Regions from separate parts of the Homo sapiens genome. Here region 1 is linked to region 2. The links are chromatin contacts, found by Hi-C or POLR2A ChIA-PET in ENCODE. All regions are on one chromosome and are shown on one strand. Each heading gives the region's core, a stretch centred on a gene start or an enhancer-like site at or near the end of the contact. The rest is flanking DNA. Distances are from core to core; before and after follow the strand shown. Region 1 has its middle 150 kb from the start of LINC02133. Region 2 overlaps ABCC12 (ATP binding cassette subfamily C member 12).

The links. Hi-C counts contacts between places; a loop is a spot of excess contacts on that map. ChIA-PET counts read pairs that join two places held with the same protein, here RNA polymerase II (POLR2A). Pooled maps may share reads with other maps.
Region 1: a loop to region 2 is called in a pooled map, with 11 times the contacts of the local background. The contact joins two enhancer-like sites. A Hi-C loop is called at or near these places in 4 of 50 pooled maps. POLR2A ChIA-PET finds 5 or more read pairs at or near these places in 2 of 52 experiments (BJ and H1).

Annotation. Positions count from the first base shown.
Region 1 is chr16:47,710,809-47,714,728 of GRCh38, forward strand. No RefSeq gene overlaps it. Among named protein-coding and RNA genes, the nearest start is that of LINC02133, 150 kb to the right of the region's middle. Within about 2 kb of position 1,896, at least 3 of the 41 ENCODE cell types and tissues checked have a DNase peak (open chromatin) inside an H3K27ac peak, as active enhancers do.
Region 2 is chr16:48,120,513-48,124,570 of GRCh38, forward strand. It overlaps ABCC12 (ATP binding cassette subfamily C member 12), which reads right to left. Exons shown (of 31, transcript NM_001393797.1): 12 at 3,701-3,772; 13 at 1,204-1,328. Among named protein-coding and RNA genes, the nearest start is that of ABCC12, 33 kb to the right of the region's middle. RefSeq lists enhancers at 2,469-3,668, 2,875-2,994. Within about 2 kb of position 2,764, at least 4 of the 41 ENCODE cell types and tissues checked have a DNase peak (open chromatin) inside an H3K27ac peak, as active enhancers do.

The DNA.
Region 1 (3,920 bases), core at 646-3,145, 410 kb before region 2:
TGGCTCAAATGCCAGCTCAGCCACCAGTAAAGATGATGGGTTCAGAAGGGTTGGGATCATTTAGAGAAGTGTTTGTTTTCTGAGGCTGAAAGTGGGAGCTGTAATCTGGAACCTTTCATGCAACATGTGTTTCTGGTTCTTCAGATTCAATTGTTTTTTGATAGAGACATTGCAAATTATGAAAGCACAGCTCATGACCTAGAAGTTTTGCAGCACGATCGTTTCCCTTCTGGACAACTTCCTACAAGACTCTGGGTTGAAAACAGCAGGATGAATCCAGGCAGAAAGGAGATGCTTTGAATCTGATTTTTTCCTGCAACTTCCTTTTCCAAAATAAATAAATAAATAAATAAATAAATAAAAATAGCGGAATGATTCTCCAGCCATTGAAATCATTAATCTGCCCTCAATTAACAAGATTCTGTTTAGTTTTAAGATTTCTGGCCGGGCGCCGTGGCTCACGCCTGTAATCCCAGCACTTTGGGAGGCCAAGGCTGGTGGATCACGAGGTCAGGAGATTGAGACCATCCTGGCTAACATGGTGAAACCCCGTCTCTACTAAAAATACAAAAATTAGACAGGCATGGTGGTGGGCGCCTGTAGTCCCAGCTACTCGGGAGGCTGAGGCAGGAGAATGGCATGAACCTGGGAGGCGGAGCTTGCAGTGAGCCGAGATTGCGCCACTGAACTCCAGCCTGGGCGACAGACCGAGTCTAAAAAAAAAAAAAAATTCTTTCTTGTGTTGCTTTTATGTGTGTGTGTTTGTTTATTGACCTATGTGAAAGGAAAAGGTGTATTCACATTTTTACTATTCACAATTTCTTGACCCATAAGTTTATTTTATGCCAATTTAGACCTTCATGATCACCAATTTCATCCTGGTGATCAACATTAATTAACTTTCACTTGCAAGTAGCCATGTCCAGGTCTCCAGTGGGAAAGGACAGAGTCTGAGAATTCTCTGAGAGTCTGAGAATATGGGTTCAGGCCCCATATCTCCCTTTTTCTGGACATGGTCGACTGTTCGGCAAATCACTGATGCTCTTTGAACCGCAGTCTCCTTATCCTTTAAGTGAGTGAATTGGGCTGGATTTTTGCAATGCTCCCCTCCACCTCTACCTTTTTATCAGTTCATCTTCCATTTCTGTAACTGCATCCCCTTTCCTTTAAGTGTTTCACTCCCTTGTGTCTGTCTTTCGAAGAGCTTCTCATTCCCTTGTCTTAAATTTCACTTCTATGCTAACTCCTACACACACACATCTTGATGTATAGACACATGTACATAGATAAGAATAGATATGGATCCTGTATTGCTATTTAACCACCAGAAACTTGCACTTATCTGTCCTACTATCTTTCATCAAACCCCTTATCCAAATTTTGTAGAACTTGCTATTTCCTCCCAATACAGATATTCTCCATTCTGGACTTAAGGTCTCTTCTCTATGGCCTCCCCATTATCCCAGAACCTGCACTAATACTTAATATCCTTCTTTATCAATTGCCAAGTCCTATTGTTGTCTTCTGTCTTCGGAATCTGACATCTCCTTTCTGCTCCCACTCCCAGGACCCAGTGGCTTCGTTTCTCAGTAACCACCCACTTGATATCTGGCTCAAACCAGGAGAAAGTTCCCCAACAGGGAGTGGGGACTGCTCACTTGCCTGTCTCACTGTCTGTCATCGAAACCCACAAATGAGACAAAGAGATAATGTGGTTTAGGACTCAGCTTTCAGTTCAGAGGAATGGATGGCTGCAGCCCCAGGAAGAAATTGAAAAGCCAGGGAGCCAGATGCATCCCATGGGACCCTGCCCAGAGCTCGGCCACCGATTGCCCGGGACACCCACCCCAGTGTCCGTCAGACCCTGCCCTGAGCCCAGCCGCCAACTGCCTGGACACCCACCCCAGTGTCCGTCAGACCCTGCCCATAGCCTGGCCACCCACTGCCTGGGACACCAGCCCCAGAGTACATGAGACCCTGCCCGGAGCCTGGCCACCCACTGCTCAGGACACTAACCCCAGTGTCTGTCAGACCCTGCCCGGGGCCCGGCCACCCACTCCCTGGGACACCTGGCCCAGTGTCCGTCAGGAGTTTTGGCTCCATCTTTGCTAAACGCTTTTTGTGATTGATTTCATTTAGCCCTGACACCGTTTCTGTGAGGAAGAGACTGTTGCTGCTTCTGTTTGAGAAATGACAAAGCTGAGTAGCTAAGAAGTTAAACAGGCCCGTGCCAGGCCAGTGGCAGGGCGGGGGTTAGAGCCAAGGTCTGCAGGATTCCAGATCTGGGCTCTGAACTCCCTGCACTAATCTGCCTTACCTTTTAGACCAGCTCCTTTTGGTTTATTTTTTAACTTCTGTATTCTTTTTTTAAATGACAATTGTGAGACAAGATAGCAAACATAAAAAGCCATGTTTGCTCATTTCTGCTTGAACCCCTCACTGTGATGAAATGCAGTCCTCTGGAACAATGCCTTGAGGACAAGGCAGGACAGAGCCCGCGGCCACCCACATCCTCCCTGAGTCACTACATCCTTGAAAAGATAAATAACCTGAACCTTTGCCTTTGCCTGCACATAAGATAACGTCTGAAAGGGTAGTCATCTAGAACCAGATGTACTCTCACATCCAAACTTTGACGTGATTTTGCACATACTCAACCGCCGCCACTTGCATATAAGCTGTGGCTGAAACTGGTTTGGAGCAATCTGACCCATCTGCTCTGGGCCCTAGGTCTCAGCCTATTGTCCTCATTAAGACTTCTGAATAAAACTAACTTTAATTCTTTAAAAGCTTAATTTTTGTCTTTAGTCGACAACAACAATGGCTAAGAAAAAGCAAGTCTAAAGTGGTGTCCTCAGTGGAGGGAGAGTCAGTCTGCCCGTTCTTCATTTTTTTTTTTCTTTTTTTCGAGACAGAGTCTTGCTCTGTCTCCCAGGCTGGAGTGCAGTGGTGTGATCTCAGCTCACTGCCACCTCTGCCTCCTGGGTTCAAGTGATTCTCGTGCCTCAGCCTCCCAAGTAGCTGGGACTACAGGCGTGCGCCACCATGCCAGGGTAATTTTTGTATTTTTAGTAGAGACGGGGTCACCATGTTGGTCAGGCTGGTCCCAAACACCTGAGCTCAGGTGATCCGCCCACCTCAGCCTCCCAAAGTGCTGGGATTACAGGCGTGAGCCACCGTGCCCTGCCTGACAGCCCCCCTGTTCTAAGAATGGAAACTTTCTTCTATTTCTGTTGCCTCTGCCTCTGCTCCATTGCATCTTCCCTCCGCATCCTTAATGGAGCTCCTGAGCCCAGTTCAGGATGGCTGTCCTTAGAATTCCAGAGATTTGGTTGGGGGAGTCGTCTCTCGGGTCATTGCTTCCCATGGGCATGGCACCTTTGATTGACAAACACAGAAGGGCTTGTAAACATCTCTTCCTGTCCAGGACTCAACACCTTTTAAGATCCATGGTTTCTAAAGAAAAACCTGGATTTGGTTGAAACCATGCATTTTGTATGCCATGATTAGGAGGAGAGACAGGGGCTTCTTCCCAAGCTGTGCCCTGCCCTGATCCTGGTGAGGACCCACATGGAGTGAAACCCCTGAGGGGCACCACAGAGGGGTCGGGGAGGTGTGCGGCAGAGACTGCATGCAGGCCCTGGCATTTCCAGGGTTGTACTCATGCGGGATGGTTCTTTTGAATCCAGAGGTTTAGTCCCTAACAACTCAGACCTGCACCTGGAGGAGCACATCTTCTATAGGGGATGGCACCTTTTACTTTCACCTTAGAGTCCACCTCCCAGTCCCCATCCTCCCCGGGCCCCACTAAAAAGAACAGTGACCTAGACTGGGTTGTCCTGATATTTTTCTTGCTGCATTAGAAAAGAATGATGCTATCCTGGCGAGTTTAGAATCCTTTAAGGAACGCGTGATCAAAC
Region 2 (4,058 bases), core at 1,514-4,013:
AACTATAGAAATGTCCACGGTGATCACGGTATTAATGAGTTTTTTGTTTTTTTTTTTTTTTGAGAAGGAGTCTCGCTCTTTTGCCCAGGCTGGAGTGCAGTGGCATGATCTCGGCTCACTGCAACCTCCACCTCCCGGGTTCAAGCAATTCTCCTGCCTCAGCCTCCTGAGTAGCTGGGATTACAGGTGCCCACCACCACGCCCAGCTAATTTTTGTATTTTTAGTAGAGACAGGGTTTCACCATGTTGGTCAGGCTGGTCTCAAACCCCTGACCTCATGATCCACCTGCCTCGGACTCCCAAAGTTCTGGGATTACAGGCGTGAGCCACTGCGCCCAGCTAATGGGTTATTAAATGTTCTTAGAGAAAATATTTCTCCCCAAATTGCTGTCTGTTCATTACATACTACAGTTATTACAAATACATACTCGCAATTTTCGTGTTGAAAACATTTACAATATACTATTTCAGTACTTTTGAAATATATAATACATTAAAATTTATCATTGTCACCATTCTGTGCAATAGATCACTAACGCCTATTTCTCCTGTCTAATTGAAACTTTGTACCCTTTGGTCAACATCTATCCTTTCCCCACACTCCCCTCTCCCCCAGCGTCATATATCAAAACACAAAAGTGTACCCCATAGATAAATGTAATTATGTCCATTTAAAAAATAAAATGATATAAAAAAGATGATGGCTCAAAGTAAATCAAGTAATTATAAGTTGAGCTTTGTTTTTATTTAGTTAGACCATTCTGAGGACACTAACAGTGATAATATATCCTGATAGCTCTGATGTCAATTAATAATGTCAGGGCTGATTCATTACATACTTGCTCATGATTCTGAGCAGTTTTGGGTACTCAGCCTAAAGCAAAATTGCTGGATTCACTTTTCTCTAGTCAGACCACATATGCCCTGTTGCAGAGAACCTCGGAACATATGCTCCTCTGCCCTGGGAATGAAGTGCCGATTCTATCCTCTTCCCAGTGTGCAGTCGCAGGTCTGCAGAAGTCGCCTCTCCTGAACGCTTGGCTCAGGAAGAGGAAAACCAGTGTCTGTGTGGATCTGATGAATGTTTAATCAGAATTCATTAAACTCAGAACCCACTTAGCAGTCATTACCAACAGCATCAGCATCTGTAGGAGAGTGTGTACCAAACACAAATGTGCCTCCTGCTTTAAAAGTTAATATTACCTTTGGTGATCATACTTTTCTCCAAAGAGTATGTTTTCTCTCACATTTCCATGAAAGATCCATGCCTGCTGTGAAACGTAGGCCAAAGTTCCATTGACTGCCACCACCCCTTTCTGCAGCTGCATCTGGAACAACAAGACGGGAGAAGCTTCAGGAGCCAAGCCTTGAGAACTTTTCCTCAAATGCCCATTGCACCCTGGCACCCACATATTCCACAAGCATTGGTTATGAAGGCACAAAAGCGTTGACAGGACATCTTGTCCATGCACCAGAAAGCCCAACCATGCAGATGCAGAATCTCAGAGTCAAACACCTGCACAGGGCCAGGCAGGGAATGCTTGAAAAGAGGCAGTGGTAAGCTCTGCTACAAATGGGAGAGCTTGGACTGCAGGGCTGCTCCCAGTGCACATGGCACCTGGGCCCAACTACAACAGGATGTTCTCTGAACAGACTCTTCACAAGAGGCTCCCCTTCCTCCAGGTGCACTGGCTGGATCCAACCCTGCTCAGCCAGGCCCTGGGAGCAGGGCACCACCTGCACGGCTGTGGGTGTTGGCCTTGGCACACCCCATCTTCAGGAAGCAGCCTTGACTCAGTTGCATCTTTGGTGCCATGCAAGGATGCAGGCCTGATGGAGCAGGATTTTCTAATTTGTCCAGAGGAGTCAAAGATCCAGTTTTATATGACATCTTTGGACTTTTAAAGCATTCAGCAATCAATTAAAACTATGCATGGGCTCCAGTTTGTGACCCTGAGTACATATGTTCATTTAAGATGACCCCTCATCGTGGGCATCCAATAGACAATGGTAGACAGCGGGGATGCAACGTTCAAAGTTATCAACAGAGGGTACATGTGGGGCAGGCCACAGTGCTCAGGGCTGATGCTCACGGGGCAGTGGCAGTGGGTCCAGGGGCAAAGAAGGAGAGTCACCAAGGCGGCCGAAGGATGTGATGCCACTTCACCTCAGGAGTTGTGCAATGGACAGAGAATTCAATTTGGAGAAGAGACCATGATAATAACAATAATAATTGTAGTATTTTTAATGTGTAGGGTATATTCCGTGAACTGAATTAAATGTATGTTCAATGTTTTTCACCATGACTGGCCTTGCAAATTATCCTATAGCCAACTATTGCTTACATGATCTCATTCAAACCTCACCACAACTCTCCTTAGTCCCATTTTACAGACAAGGAAACCAAGTGGTTTCATGAGGCTCAGAGAGGTTAAGTTACCTGCCCAAGGCTAAATAGTGAGCATGTGGCAGAAACAGCTGGGGAACCCAGGCTGTCCAGAGTGCCCCCCTGCTTCCCCAGTGACCACAGCCAGGGGCCTGATCCCACCACTGTCTCATGGGAGATAGACTTAATGTTATCTCAAAATTTCCAAAGGACAGAAATTAAAAGGAGGCAAATTTCACTCCAATATACATCAAAACTCTCCAAAGAAGGAACTGGCTGTGACATGATGAGCTTCCCATCACTGGAGCTATCCGAGCAGTTGGGCCATCTCTTATGCAGTAGGATGCTATTAAGAGTATTCACATCATTATGTGGGGAATTGAGCTGAGTCACCTCTATGGCTCACGCTGACTCATCATGGAGGCACACACTCTCAGAGCGTGGGTGACCTCAGGAACTCATCCAATTCAGCCCCCACCTCCACCTCCAGGCAGGGAAGGAGTTGTCATTCTTTCTATAGATGAGTCAACTGAGGCCAAAAGAAGTCACTCATATTAAAACTCATAAGACACATCCCCCCACCACCCTATTCTGGAGTCCCCACTTCTTCAGAAGTACCCCGACCTCTTCCTGAAAGAGGCAATCCCAGCTGCACAAACTTCTCTTTAGCAACAGCAGAGTGGGGAGAAAGAGGACTTAGCATTTTTTTTCCACAAAGCTTCTCATTCATGTGGGATGTGACTTAGAAACCGTGGCAACATAGAGGTTTGTGAAAACTACAAATGGCTTAGCCATTTTCCCTGGGGTCACCCAACTAGAAGGAGCAGGGAAGGGACAATGACCCAAGTCCCCTCCCTCTTCCTACCCCAAGGTTTGCAGAGAAGGTGGGGGCATGAGCTGCTTTAGTTCAGGCATAAAATACATCTATAGTCACCATGAGCTCCAGACTCCAAAGTCCTTCCACACCAAGCTGCCTTGCTGGCATTTCTAAATCAGGGCAGCCCAACTCATGGGGATAACCATGGGTTTAAGGACCCATCTCTCCTTTGACCAAGATGGAGCTTTAGGCAAGGAGGCAATGCCATTCAATAGACCTCCTCATTGGCAAACTCAAGAGTTTGTGAAAAACTCAGCCTCATCTGGCCCAGGGGCCTGGAGCTGCTGCGTGCATTAACCTCCCAAAAATTATTGTGAACCACATGCACAGTGTCCAGTGCAGCCGAGGCCATCTGCTGGGTCCACGCCTGACCGGAAGGGAGCCATTTCATTGTCATGTTAATGTTCCATCTTCACAGCACTCATCACACAGCTTACCTGTCCTAGGAGAGCTGCAAGGAGGGAGCTCTTTCCACTTCCCACATTCCCACATATTCCCAAGATCTTCCCCTGCCAGAGAAACAGAGATGGGACACAGTCACTCTCTCCCACTTCTTAGAGGGTCTGGCCCAAAGGTGCCACTCCCAAACTATGCTGGTCAGGCCAGGCGGAGAACAAGGGGTCACTGCAGGCTCTGGGGCATGGCAGCTGCAGCCACACCACCCTGGCCCACATAAACAGCCTGGGAGGATGCAGGAATGTAAGTCTTAATTAAGTGCTTTCCCTTGTGTGGCATAGCCAAGCACCCACAGGGCTTCTAGAAATCACGTAAGATCACTGGTGTGAAACAGCCTTG